Regions from separate parts of the Homo sapiens genome. Here region 1 is linked to region 2. The links are chromatin contacts, found by Hi-C or POLR2A ChIA-PET in ENCODE. All regions are on one chromosome and are shown on one strand. The core of a region is the stretch at or near the end of the contact, and the rest is flanking DNA. Distances in the headings are between cores, read along the strand shown. Region 1 overlaps LINC01828 (long intergenic non-protein coding RNA 1828). Region 2 holds the start of LINC01829 (long intergenic non-protein coding RNA 1829).

Region 1 (7,598 bases), core at 4,007-6,506, 75 kb after region 2:
ACATCCTCAATGTCTGACATGACTGTAGGTATCACTCTACTGGGGGAGTTACAAAGGACTAACACTTGAGCCAAAGCAATGAATCATCAAGGGTGTCATTTTGAGCGTTACTGGTTGAAGAAGAGCATAGGGGCAGAAAAGGAGTTTTCCAGATTCCACTGGAACAATATCTTGTGGATAAGATGGCCTCCTGAGGTTTCCCTATTTATATGTTCTACCAGAGATGTATGCATATGCACATGGATTGCATCTACATAAACACACATAGACAATTTAAATTGAAATATCAAGACATGTCAGCATGAGATTAACAACCATAAGAGAACCCTGAAAACTAATAAATATTCTGTAAATATTTAGTGCTAATATGCGTCCACTTAGTTGACACAGACCTTCTTAAATAAAGTAATAATAAAGAATTACAGAAAAAAATAAATAATTACAGAAATGACATAAACTAGCCCAAGCATATCTCAAATAACTGTGTTGGTTCCAGAGTCACCTAAAGAGCCAGACTTTAACAAAGTGTTTTTATCTAGTGAGAGAAATGACCACAGGCATCTTGCTATGACCAGTCATTAAAAACAATGTCAATTGTCCTTTTCCTAAAGGATGTAATTTCATGCAAACCTAAATGTGTTAACAAAAGCTGAGTCTTCTATTTTGTTGTTTTTATTTTACATTTATAGGCTATAGGAGTCTTGAATTAGTGGGTTTTTTTAGTTACTAAAACGATAATAATTTTTAGTATTTCTAATACTCAATAATTCTTAAAGAATATGTGGTGCTTATTTTTATTTCACAATTTCCCTGGAATTTCTGACAAGATAAAACTTTCTGCAGGATTTGGTGGATGTGTTTCTCCTTGGCTTGGCAGCTCTGTTGATGCCTCGCATGATAACATTTTGAGGTTTTGAGGAAGGAATCTAGATTTGCCCAGGTGTATCTTGATGGGCTTTGTGTCTGGATGTGTTCAGACAAACTTCAATGACATTTCCATCAATTTCTTACTTCCTGGAAGGATCAACCATCTTTCAAAATTCAATTAGAAACTTCAGTCAAATTCCTTGCCTTTGTTGCCAAAATTGTCACGAATACCCATCAGAGAGTGCTGACAACCACGCTGTTCTAAAGTGAAAATGTCTACAGCCTTGGTTTTGGTTGGCTTTACTAAATAGATTTTTCTCCTTTAGGAAGGATCATTATCACATCACTACTCCTGTTTCCCTCCTTTACAGCCCAAAGCATGCCTTTGTGTTATGTCCCCAGCATTCCACAGGGTGGGTGGGTACACATCTTGACGCACAAGCATGCCACCATGTTTTGGGTACATCTGTGTCCATGTTTTCAAGACCCTCCTCAGGCAATAGGGGACCTACGCCTCACATAACTCACATAAAGAAAAATGCAAATGTAGGAACCCACCTCCCCCATTAAAGAGCAGCATCCTCTTCCAAGGAAGGCTGCTTGCCAAAGAAATAGTTCATATTTTCTTGAGTTTAATTCAGGTTGTCATTCAATGATCTTTTTAAATTAAATTTTATATGATAATAGTAGCTACTCTAATTGAGGAACCTACTGAGTGTTTGATTCCTCTGTTTTGTATCTTAGGTAAATGATCTCCAAATTTCAATAATTCTTTGATGTTATTTGTTATTATTTATTTTAGTAATTTTTAAGTTTTGAAATAAATTAATAGTAAAATAAATTGTTTTAATTTTTTAATTGTATTATTTATTTATTATTTGGGGGCATTCTCCATTTGTGAATAAACATAGCCTCAGAGAAGTAAAGGAATTGGTCCAAGGTCATGCAACCAGTAATGGTGCAGAGTAGGATTGCAAACCCAGGATTTCTGAGTCCCTGCCCAGTGTTAGATTTTATATTGAACAACTTGGGGTACCATCTTCTATGCTCCCAGCCCACCTTGTACCCCAGTCACAGCAGTGGCAGCCAGTCTTGCACAGGGAGAGCCTGCAGTGCCTCCTGCAGCCATATGGCATAGAGAGGTCCGCTGACACAGTGACAGGGGCCTGGCATTCACACATGGGAAGTCACAAGTGTTGGGAGTTCATTCTGTCACCACAAGAAGCTGATCGATAAAGGCTTTCTCCTCCCATTCTCTGGGACAATTCTGGAGTCTGTCTGACAACTCCTTAGAAAGTGCCAGTGGGATCAAGCTCATTACTCATATTGACAGCTGGCTCAAAAATGCACCCTTGAATTGTTTCTGTCTTGCAGTCTTATCTCTTATTTCCTAGAACAACTTCTGAAAGAGAAAAAAGTCTTTGTCTCAGTTTCTGCTCTCCAGAGGTAACCCAAAGGTAAAGTAAGTATACCACGTCACACTCTAAAAGTGGCAGCAGAATATATCAAATGGGGAATGGTTCATTTTGCTTTGAGAAAATTCTTTAATGGGGCTCTTTGGGTTTTCAAAGGCAAGACTTAGACTCTAAACTAGAAGAAAAACCATCAGCTATGGGAAGTATGCAGCAATGTAAAATATAAGTGTTTTGTACAGGCAGAGATTTTAAGAGATGTTATTCTGATATTAACTAAGTAAAATGGTCTCCAAACTTCAACAGTCCTCTGATATTACTTATTTTATGGCCATTCTAAGGCCAGGCCTTGGGAAGGAGCTAAGTGTATAGATAGCAAAGAAAGAAGTAAGGAAAGGAGCCTCTGGCATGGGTGAGGGCATGGGCCCCAGAAAATCACAGGAGACCTAGGTCTAAGGGGGAAATTGGCCAGAGGGCTCACCTGGGATAGAGCAGGACCAATAGACTTCATGACCAGCGCTTGCTCTAGAGCTATGTGTGTTGCACAGCTTTTGTGATCTCTGCAAGCTTCAGTAAAGCTGCTTAACCATGGAAACCTAACGTGACTCCTGTGACAACCTGGGGAATAGAAGAAGAGTCTGTGTCTGTGCTTGGGGAAGAAGGAGGAGCCATAGCCTATAGAAGTGCTGCCTGGAAGGCCAGTGGCAACAATAGAGCAGTTTGGGGGTAGTACAGCCTGGGAAGAGACTGGACAGACAATGAATGGAACATCTAAGCACCTACCAGGAATCCACAAAACAATCCAGTGGCAGGGTTTCCTATAGTTACATAGGAAATAGATTTGAGCAGTTCTATTTAAACACTCAAGATAGAAATAGGAGAACTTGAGAACATTTTGCTAACACAAATATGGAGTTAAAGAAATGGGCAGGGAGTATGTTATTTGTACATTTCATATACAGCCCTGAATATTCCTAAAATATTTGTTAGGTGTCCACTATATGTCAGATACTATTCTAGGCACTGGGGGGAAAAGCAGTGAATAAAACAGAAAAAAATAAAAAAAAATTCTAGGGAAGGGAGACAGAAAAAAACATACTAAAAACATAGAGCCCGTTGGACATAAAACAGGGGAGGGAGCTAGGAGTGCTGAGGAAACAGAGCAATTGGAAATGTTGACACTATTTCTATCTTCCTTGAGAAAGAGCAAGTTTTGCGGACTTAACCTGTTTTATGCATCCAGAGTGTTATTAGTTATTGAAATAAATTTGGGATAATTACTCAAATCATTTTCTCTTTTCTATGGCAGAGGTAAGGAACCCAGTGAGAAAGACAGAGAGAAGTATGGACAAGAAACAGATCCTAAACCTGTTTTGTTTTATTTTTGGTAGTAGTTGTTTATTTTTGAAAACATTCAAACCACCTGTATTGGTGGCTGTTATTATGAAATAAATAAACTGAGAAACAACAAGACAATTTGGCCTCTACAATTTGTTTAGTTTTGACTAAGTATTTGCCTTGGAAGAAGTATGTGTACAATACTCATTTTTAAAAGATGCAACAGTCACCTCGTTACTTGGAGTTTTACTTGAGACTTGAATGGACTGAAACCACCTGGTCACCACTAGAAGCTACATCAAGGAAAAGAAAGGTAGGTCCATTCTGTCCTTGACATTTCATTTTAGCTTAGTCACTTTGTATTGAGGCTTTGCCACCTCCCCAGGAGGCTGGAGATTTTCTATTGCCTAACACTGGAAAATAGGTTTATGAGATATATTAGAAAATGTTTATGATGCCTTATAAGCTTGCCCGTTTGAGTTATTTGCTCTGTTCTGTTGTACCATCCCCATCCAGTGTCCTTGGCTATTTCTCAGGAGCTGTAGCCCATCTCACCTTCCACCTTTAGCTGGTATAGATTTCATTCATTGAAAAAGATGTTAGTGCCCCGTAATGAAGTAATAGATTAAGGCAGCCTTCATGCATTGCTGCCAAAATCATTAGGTGAAAGGTTGATGGGAGATTTTATGATGGGTGGTGATATGGTTTCACTTCATCCCTGCCCAAATCTCATCTTGAATTGTAGTTCCCATATCCCTGCATGGGAGGGATTAGGTGGAGATAATTGAATCATGGGAGCAGTTTCCCCCATCCTGCTCTCATGATAGTGAGTCAGTTCTCATGAAATCTGATGGTTTTATAAGGGGCTTCCCCCTTCTCTGGGCACTCATTCTCCTGCCACCCTATGAAGAAGTGCTTTCTGCCATGATTATAAGTTTCCTGAGGCCTTCCCAGCCATGTGGAACTGTGAGTCAACTAAACCTCTTTTCTTTATAAATTACCCAGTCTTGGGAATTCCTTCATAGCAATGTGAGAATGGACTAATACAGGTGACTAATACTGGGAAGCTACACACTGATTAACCCAATATTACGTGCTTTGGATATTATGCAATAGGAAGGACACAGCACCTCTAATGGAGTCTTATTGACTATAAATTTGAATCATAATCTAATCAAGTCTCTAGATCTAACTAGTGTGCAAGAAATACAGGAAATAGAGAAACAAGTTAAACCATTCTATGAGGTAGTGATTAACTAAATGCATTCCTCAGAATAAAAATAACAGAGTAGTCAAGTTAAATGTGGAGGAGGAAGGCACTTATAGAATAAAAGAAAATTCAGAGAAATAATAATCAAATGCAATCATGTCATATGATTCATAGAGTTAAGCAAAACTGGACATTTTAGTCATCGAAGTGGCCACAAATCTGTATGTCCAGGCAACATTTCTTATCATAGTTTCTCTCCAGAAGACATGTCATATCTAGTTCTATTTAGAATTCTGCTTCCTCTCCTTTTATGATCTCTTAGCTAAAATCCTGACTGTCATTGGGTGATGACTGAATCTTTGTTATTAAAACACCTCTTGTGACTAATAAAATAAGCATGGGCAATAGCATACTTCAATGCTTCAATCTTGGAGAAAATGCTGTAGAACTGGCTTGCTAACACAGTTTCCAAGGAAATTAAAAAATGCCTCATAGTATTTTCAAAACTTGGCAACCAAATAAGGGCTTTGAAGATTTTAACACACCACGTCCACACCCACACTATGACTCATTTCAGCCCCCATGTCCAGAGACCCAGCTTTTGGTTGGCATCTGAAACTTGACTTATCACCAAACCGCATGCCCAAGAGTGTACATGTTAGAGATTAGTATTAAATAATTAGCAATCGGACCTTGAGTAGTGCCATTTTGTCTTTCTGCATATGGATTTGATCACTCTCTACCCAAACCCAAGAAACTTGATATTTCATACAAATTATACTCGGAGCATAGCTGCATTCAGCCCACAATTTCTAAGTTGCCTGAGACAGAAATGTATCAGCAAAGAGTCTAATGCATAGCTTAAAATGATTGATTCAAGACTAAATCAGCAACGCTAATTTCTTGCAATGCTAGTTACATATGGTTGCATTAATATTCTCTTCTCAGAAATCCAGCTGAGAATCATTATTTAATGAAAGGCTTACAAATTGCATCCTATTTAACAGCTTTCATTGCAGATTCTTTTGTAGAAATGCAGAAAACATGTAAGTGACCATGTAAATTCTATGTTGCATTTGCAATGTGCTGGGTAATTTTCTTGATGTATACATAAAATATAAATGTATATGTGTGTATAATGCATTTATATGTATGTATTTTATATGTATACCTATATATGATACCTATACATTACCTATTACATAATTACATATAATATTTTATATAGAATATATTATATATATGTCAAGAGATTATTCTGATTGGTGATTTCTAAATTAACAAATTTAAAGGATAGATTAAAAGACAGGGATTAGAATTTGAGTTTTCATTATCAAACTACCCTAGGTTTGAACACTAGCTACATAATTCATTAAATGTATGTCCTTAACCAATTTTATTCTCTAATGTTTAGTTTCCTCATCTTTAAAATAACAATAATAATATCTACTTCCCAGAGTGTTGCTATAAAGATGAAATGAAAACAAATCAAGTAAAGTATCTCACACAGGACAAGAGCTCAATAAACATTAGCTCTGTTTCTAATGTAAAAACAACAAAAAGAAGATTTATAGCTTGTTACAGAATAAATTGCAGTGTTTATGAATTTGTAGTTATTGAAGAGTTCAGCCTAAGTAGGGAGATGAACCAAAGACCTGTGGGTAGTCTGGAGACAGATTGGAAAGGAAAAAAGTTTATAAAGGCATTCATGTTTAAGCAGTAAATATGTTAGAGTTTTTCTTTAAGGCCAAGATAAACTACCTGATTTCAATTTTATGTATATATATATATATATATATATATATGGTCATATATGGTTTTTATATAAAGTAATATATATTATTTTTGCTACTTTGATAACTAATGTTAACTAAATAGTAAGTTTTCAGGTAGAACATTACAATAACTTCATATTTCTTACACTTGAAAAATTAACAGGACACATGGTGGGGAACAACACACACTGGGACCCGTCAGAGGGTGGAGAGTGGGAAGAGGGAGAGCATAAGAAAGAACAGCTAACGGGTGCTGGGCTTAATACTTAGGTGATGGGTTGATCTGTGCAGCAAACCACCATAGCACACATTTATCTATGTAACAAACCTGCACATCCTGCATATATACCCCTGAACTTAAAAGTTGGAAAATATGTATATTTGATTAAATATATATATCAAATATATATTTGATTTCATTATTTCAGGGAGGTATATACAAACATATATATAATGAACTTGGCTTTTCTCTCACCAAAAATCAGACAAAAAATTTTGCACAAGCAGAATCATGAACTTAAGTATTTGGGGGTAAACATTTTTCAAAGTAGCCACTGAAATGGATAGTGGAAGACCAATAAACCCTCTGGAAAGAGTGTGAGGAGACAAAGGCCCCACATACTCCATCAAGAAAGTAATCATCAATTTCTCTGTAAGGTTTCTAAAGGGAACACCAGAGAAATTTCATATAGTAGAATCCTTATTAGTAAAAAAATTGTGGCTATCTTGACATTTGGCCACTTCATTAATTATTGTGATTCAATTAAAGCAGTTTTTTAAAGACAGGAGGAGAGTTGACTGATTTTTTCAATGAATTAATTTTTGTTCAGCTTAAATATTCTTATTATTTTTGTAATCATTTAACAACATCAATAACAGTCACAGTTTTATTTGTTTTATAGAATGCTTCCCCATAGGTTATATTCTTAACTACCACAATGGCATTTGAGCTCATATTGTAGACTTAATTTTTTAAAAAATGAGGCTGAGAGATCA
Region 2 (7,647 bases), core at 3,003-5,502:
AAGTTTGGCTCATTAGCTAGAAATTTACTAAAAATTGGAAATAAAAGATTGAAGAGCCTCAAAGAATATATTAGTAGAATGCTTGAGTACATAAACAAAGTAGATAATGTCAATTCTTAAAACATCTACATTTTAAACTAATATGTGAATTATGCTAGATTCAATCCAACAAAACTAATAGTGATGTTTAGCCTGCACTGCAACTAAAAGATAATATTTAAAAGTTATAGGTACAGCTGGGAACTGTGGCTCACATCAGTAATCCTAGCACTTTGGGAAGCTGAGGGTGGGGAATCATTTGAGGCCAGGAGTTCAAGACCGACTGGATAACATGGCAAAACCCTGGCTCTACTAAAAATACAAAAATTAGCCAGGCATGGTGGCACATGCCTATAAACCCAGCTACTTGGGAAGTTGAGGCACAAGAATCGGTTGAACCCCAGCGACGGAGGCTGCAGTGAGCCAAGATCTTGCCACTGCACTCCAGCCTAGGTGACAATGGGAGACTCTGTCTCAAAAACAACAACAACAAAAAAAATTAAATTTTTAAAAAATTTAGAAGTGCAAGGGAAAATAACTTTAAGTTTTCTTGTTTTCACAGAAAATTTTTTAAAAAGGAAGGAAGGAAAGGGAAGGAAGAAAGGGAGGGAGGGAGATGTAGCTATGCTGGGATGCATAGTTGAAATGTTAAGTGATAATATGGATGTGTCCACTATGATTAAATTAAGATTATAGAGTCTATTTGTACAAAACAACTCAAAAGAACATACAGTATATAGTGTGTATTTGCATATGTTTTGATACTGTATATGTAATATATATTGTAAGAATGAAAAAGTATAATTTTTGTTTTTTATATATCATTTATAATTTTCTTGTTCCTGATGTCCATTTTTCCCTGAGTTGTTGCTCATGATAATCATGTTCCTATATTTTGTATTTGATGATGTTATTTGGTGATTAGCATGTCCTTCTGGTTCATCCATTTAGCCTATAAATTGCAAGTAGTGCTGCTTCAGTTGCACGCTGTCTTCTCCCTTGGCCTTCACTTTGGCCTCTGAAAACCCTTAAATATAACTAATTTATTAAAGAAACAACTGGCCTCTCCTGTATTTAATATTTAAGGGGATAGAGATTTAACTTCAGGGCACAAAAACTACACAAAATACTTAGCTAGGTTGTTATTATTTAAATGTTTCAATGAAATTTAATTTGTAATTTAGGACTTTTCCAATCTTTCCTACATTTTATAATATATTTAACCTAAGCAGCTAAAATCTGAGCATGAGAAAGAATCATTCATAAATACAGATGGTACAATGAAGAGCTCCACTGAACACTGCTGAAGCTCGTGAAGTTGAAAGCAGAGTGGCTGATTAGCCATACACATATTTTTACTAATCACAGAGCAAGCATATTTTGTTACTGCATAATCAGATGCCTTAGGTATATCAAATATACTTTTTCCACATGACCAAAGTAAGAATTTGCAAGAAAAGCAATCACCATTCAATTACATGCCTGTGATTATAAAATACTAAAACAAGTCAAATTTCTTTTTCTAATATCAAATTTGAACTTAACCATATTTTCCTAAGAGCAATTTTCTAGCATTGAAAACCACGACTAACCTTTTGTCAGAAAAAGTGTTTGAGGATATTCCTGATACTGTTAAAGCTTTTTCTTATATGTTCTGGGCATGTTCTCTCTTCCTGAAATATTTTGATAACTTATAGAAGTTGAATCTATATTTAAGAATAGTCACTGCCCTCCTGTAAATTCAAGAAACTCACGAGGGGACCTAGATTTTAAAAATCGTTTGTGCTTTTGAAATCTTAGTGAAACTAAGCGTTTTCAATCCATAAAAATTTTAACTAACACATAAAATTCATTCAAATCTCTTAAAACCTTAAAAATGATAGACTTCTATTTTGCCCATACAAAAGAAAGCAATAGTGAAATTTTAACTGATAAATATTAAGATGCTTTCTTCTTTAAGGATTGTAGTTTCAAATGTTTTTACACTAAAAACCAACTGACAGATCTTTTATGAATATTTGGAAAATCATCCTTCGCTTTTTTGCAGCCCAGAAAAGAAGCAAAAAGAATCATAATATGCATTTTATGTGGTGATATAAAAGAGTCCCATGGTAAGAGCAGACGGAAAATGGTATAGTTATTATTAATTTAGAAAAACAAAAGAGCAGCCCAGCATTTCAGTAATGTGGCAAGTTGTGTGCTCTTGAAGGAGAGAGGGTTTTATAATTGGATTTTAGAGTAATTTAGAAGACGAGATAAGATGTAATGGTTGAGTATTAGAGGTTAGAACTACAAGAGAAACCCATAATGTAAGGGTTCACTGCACTGGGGGACAACAGAACAAAGAGAAGCAGCGCCAACCGAAAACGGCCCCAGTGAGAAGCAACAAGGTGAGGCTTGCGATGGGGGTTCCCAGAGGGTGTCAGCAGGGACGCAGGCTCAGCCCCTGCAGCATACCGTAAGGAGCACAGGCTTTTCTCAGAATGCTTTTTCTTTAGTGACCTGTCACTGTCCCACCTCTCCTCCTCCCTACCTGCGAGTTCAGCTTGGCATTTCTTTCTTCCCTGCAGCCCAGCAGTCAGACCTGAGCATCTGCCATCCAGGCTTCCACCCTCAGCAGGCTGTCCTGGGGCTCCATCCAGGCTCCCCTGACACCACCCACACACCCACAGGTCCCCCCACATACACCCCCACACATACACACCCCACACACATAAACACCCACAGACACACACACACACACATACCCACATATACACACACCCCACAAACATAAACACCCACAGATACACACATACACACCCACATACACACACCCCACATACATACACACACTCCCTACACACTCCACTCACATACACACCCACATAAACACATACTTCCCCCATACACACACACAGCCACACACACATCATACACACACTCCCCCTACACACACATACACACCCACAGTCACATCCACACTTTCCCCACACACATACACATACCCCACACACATACACACCCACATATACACTCCATACACATACACACCCACCAACATACATACACACCACACACACATATACCCCCACATACATACACACACTCCCCACACATACCCGACTTACATACACACCCACATATACTTCTCCCATACACACATATACACACCCACATACACCCCTCCACACACACGTATAACTCCCCACACATACATACCCACATAAACACATACATATACATACTTCCCCAACACATATATGCACACCACACACACACCCCTCCACATGCACATACTCCCCCCACACCCATACACATCCAAAACCCCACACACATACACATCCAAATACACCCACACCCACATACACCTTACATACATACACACACTTCCCACACACACCCCACACACATACCCACATATACACACACCCACAGACACACACACCCACATCCACACACCCCACACACATACGCACATACATCCCCCCACACGTACCCACATACTTCCCCCCGACACATACACACCCACACACCCCACATACATACCCACATATACACACCCACATACACCCCCCCAAAACACAAACCCCACACACACATACCCCACACATATACCCACATACAGACACACATACTCATACATGCACTTACTCTCCTCACACACATATTCACCGTAAACACATACATACCCACACACCCATACACACATTTCCCCCACATATACACAACCCCATACACACACACTCCCTACCCACACACACATCCACACACCCACATTCCCCCACACACACCCATACACACACTCCCCACCACCCCACACACACATATTCACCCCCACACACACACTCCCCACCACCCCACACACATATTCACCCACACACGCTTCTAACACACCTACACACACGCTTTCCACACATATACACAGCACACTCACACCCATATCCCTCCACACACACATGCATACCACCCTACACAGAGAACCAGGGCCTAACCTCTCTATCTCTCTTCTATCCCCGCAAGGCTCAGCCTGTGCCCACTGGGAGACAGAGAAAAGAATCTGAAGAAGAGTAAAATCTGCCTCTACCCACCCCACCCCCAATTTTCATTCCAAGCCTTAGGCAGATAAATGTACTTTTCCACCTGTTCATTGGGGTCCCTGTCCAGATAATCCATCGCACAGGCTCCAGCTCTCAGGTGAAGGCCTCAGGTGAGAGGCTCTTTTTAGATTTAAGAATCCAAGCCTGGAGGGGAAACCCTGTTTCTAGAAAGGGAGAGCTGTGTTGCTGACGGGCGGTGGGAAGAGATGGGAACCTATGGGGTTGAATTCCTGCCCAGTCATCGGCGCTTGGCTACCCCCTGCTGGGCGGGAAGCTCTTGGCCTCAGACTCACACATTATGCTCAGGGTCAAGTCTATTCCCAAGGCTTGGGACAGAATCCACTTACTTCCTGTCAAATTGTTATCACACGTTCCCAACGTGAAGCTGGAGTGTGAAGTTACCTTCCAATCCCCAAGAGGTGTTTGTTAAAGAGTTTTTTTCCTCTGAGCCCTTTGTATGCCAGTTTAAGCAGAACAAATCTATTTATTTTTTGTGAGGATCAGTTTATTAAAAGCATGCACATAACTCAAATCGTATAGTAAAATGATGTTAGGCTTTGTTGAGCATGAAAAGTGTGCTCGCTCAAACCCCATTTCCAACCTTCCGTGCGTCATTTTCCCCTGAAGCAGAACATAGGTTATGTTAACAGGACCTCAGCCCAAAGGCCTAAAATCAGCTTAGCTCCCAGGCTTTCTCCAGCCATCTCTTCCCACAACCCACTCTTTCCACCTCTCAGGAAAACCCCAGCTACATGATGTAGAAAACTGGCAAATATAAGCGGACGGGGAACCGATTTTTAACCAGATCAAGTTTTCAAATATAGATTAACACGTTTTAATTGTCCTATAAACTATTATTCTTAAAGTCACTCTTAACAAAACCCAGACTTGGAGGAAGTTCTCTGCCATAACTGTAATGTGTATACACTATTAAGATAGTTATGAAACCTCAGACACATTTGGAAGACGTGGCTTAATAGTGCCTTTAATACAAAATAAAGTAAAATGTAAATAAAAAGGGATTAGTTGTTATAAGCTGTGACACAGCTGCAGCGACAGAAACTGAAGAAACATGTAAACAGAGAGTGCTTTTAGTCACTCAGTGACCCAAATGTCTTTTTCAGACTCTCACAATTCTAATTCTGACACACTCGTTCATTTCATTTATTTTGCAAACCAAGCAGAAATGAAACGGACCTTCAGATTAAGTAAACAGGGGCTTTACATATAGCCACTAAGCTGCCAGATAGACAACTTTTGGTTTACATGGAGTGTAAGGGTAAAGAAACAATGTCAAAACTGCATCCCTTCTTGCATTTATTGGCATGAAGTGAAAATCCAAATATATTCACCAACAAATTAATAAAGGGTGAACAGGCTGCTAACCTTGCATGGTGCGTTAAAGTGTCAGAGCACTTGAACTGCACATCATAGCACAGCCTCAGAAATAAACAAACATTTCTCTCTGTCAGAATGGGGTAAATAAATTAGGATTTGGCTAAATCTCTGGTTGTTTTGCTCCCATGTTGTGGCCTAGAATAAGCCCTACACTATTTCCAGCTGAAGTTGACTCTACTTGATACCTTAAGCAAATGAGAGAAAAGACAAGGGTGACAGTGTAGGAAGGAACTGACTTGAGATTTTCCTTTCTTATTAGTTAACAGAGTTGTCAGTGAGTGAGAATGCAGGATACAAATTAATGCTTTTTCAAAAGCCTTCACTCTAATCCTATTTTTTCCTTAATGATCCCTTTGTCAATTACTGTTGTCTGGGTGTAGCCTTATAATAGTCATGTTCAGATTGTTTACCAAGGTTGGGTGAAATGGCAGGATGAGGGTGGGGGGAGGGAGGAACAAAGAGATAAGCCTATCCCTGATAAGCCTAGGAAGCTCTTAACTGAATTCAAGTAACCCTGCCCCCTCCCTCAATGGGAGAAGCATGCCAGCCTTCCCACCAAGTTCTTCCAGATGATACTCAGTACTTTAATCTCTATGCCTGCTCAGCAAATTGAGTGATTTCTCTTCTCTAACTCTTGCTATCTGGTGACTCCAACCCCTTTTTTCTTTGAGCCATTTCCTTTTTCCGTTTTTCTTGAAAAGTTTTCTTAAATCCATACACATTAAACTAATAAAGAAAAATGGAATATAAATGCTATGGTTTGAATGCCCCCTCCAAAACTCATTTTGAGATTTAATTGCCATTGTAATAGTATGAAGAGGTGGGCCTTTAAGAAGTGATTAGGCCATGATGGCACTGCCTTCATGAAGGGGTTAATGCTGCTATCACAGGTCTGGGTTAGTTATTGCAGGAGTGGATTTCTGATTTAAAAAAAAAAAAAAAAGATGAGTTCAGCCAACTTCCCTCTCTGTCTCACATACACTCACAATATGATGCCATCTGCCTTAGGATGACCCTTCCCAGAAGCTGGTGTCATGTTCTTGGACTTCCCAGCCTCCAGAACCATGAGCCAAATAAGTTTCTTTTCTTCATAAATTACCCAGTCTGTGGTGTTCTGTTATAACAGCAGACACAGACTAAGACAACAAGCAAAAGTTAAATAGCAAAGTGATGATGGAAGATGAAGGACTCTGAAGAAGAGAAAAATCAATGGGATGACAGAACATTTAGGCAGCTTCAATAACAAGATGAAATGTGAATAATAGAAAACATTATTTGAGTGATTATTATGTATCAGACACCATTCCAAATATTTTTATGTTTATTATATCCTTTCATCCTCTTTATCACCCTATGAGATGACATTATTATCTCTACTTTAGAGGCAAAAATGTATTGAGGCCTGGAAAAGTTAGAATTCAATAGCTTATCAGTGGTACAGCTAAGATTTGACTTTTGACCAGGGACTTGTAAAACTATGCTATGCTAATAGAATAGGAAAATGGGTTAAGAAAAACAACAACAAAAACAAGCCAAACAACATTGCAAGCCAGCCTTTTTAACTGGGTGGGTTTCATTGTTATTCAACTGTGGAGTCACATTTGCAAACATTCTTAACCAGAAGAAACCGTGACTGCTCCATATCCCAAAGAATTCAGTATTACATAGTCCAGTATACATATTCATGGTCTCAAAAAATCCTGAGCTGCATATTAAAAGGTCCACGAGAGGCAAGTGAATTCAAATAACATAGGAAAGAAGCACATGCAGATGCAAAAGAACTATCCAAGTAAAAAGTCTGAACTTCTGTCATGTGATGTTTATACTCAAAATGGCCTAGATGAGAGGTAAAGGGTGGTTACATAATCAAGTGCCTACAACAGTAGCACTTTTAACAATTTTGGGGCCTGCAGCAAGAAATGAAGGCCCACATATTTTATGTTTTTATGTTTAAAAATATATATAGTCAAGCTAAAAAATGGTTAAAGTAAAATTCTATCCTCCTATGTAAATTAACAACTGAAAAGGACAATTTTTAACTTAAAATTCTTGGACTACTTCGAATGCTGTGTTAAAATATGGTAACGTGGAGTGAGTTGGTTTGTGTGTGGCCTCTGATCCCAAACCAAGT

What was found. A loop is a pair of places that touch in the nucleus more often than their neighbours do. ChIA-PET counts read pairs that join two places held with the same protein, here RNA polymerase II (POLR2A). Pooled maps may share reads with other maps.
Region 1: a loop to region 2 is called in a pooled map, with 2.0 times the contacts of the local background. The contact joins the enhancer-like site here to the promoter of LINC01829 in region 2. A Hi-C loop is called at or near these places in 1 of 50 pooled maps. POLR2A ChIA-PET finds 5 or more read pairs at or near these places in 2 of 52 experiments (HEK293 and WTC11).

Annotation. Positions count from the first base shown.
Region 1 is chr2:67,285,495-67,293,092 of GRCh38, forward strand. LINC01828 (long intergenic non-protein coding RNA 1828) reads left to right here. Exons shown (of 5, transcript NR_110564.1): 4 at 2,262-2,324; 5 at 3,589-3,750. Among named protein-coding and RNA genes, the nearest start is that of LINC01829, 74 kb to the left of the region's middle. Within about 2 kb of position 5,257, at least 4 of the 41 ENCODE cell types and tissues checked have a DNase peak (open chromatin) inside an H3K27ac peak, as active enhancers do.
Region 2 is chr2:67,211,067-67,218,713 of GRCh38, forward strand. It overlaps LINC01829 (long intergenic non-protein coding RNA 1829), which reads right to left and starts at 4,253. Exons shown (of 8, transcript NR_038844.1): 1 at 4,162-4,253. The region is part of intron 1 of LINC01828 (long intergenic non-protein coding RNA 1828); the gene reads left to right. LOC101927661 (a long non-coding RNA gene) reads left to right here and starts at 2,342. Exons shown (of 4, transcript NR_110568.1): 1 at 2,342-2,429.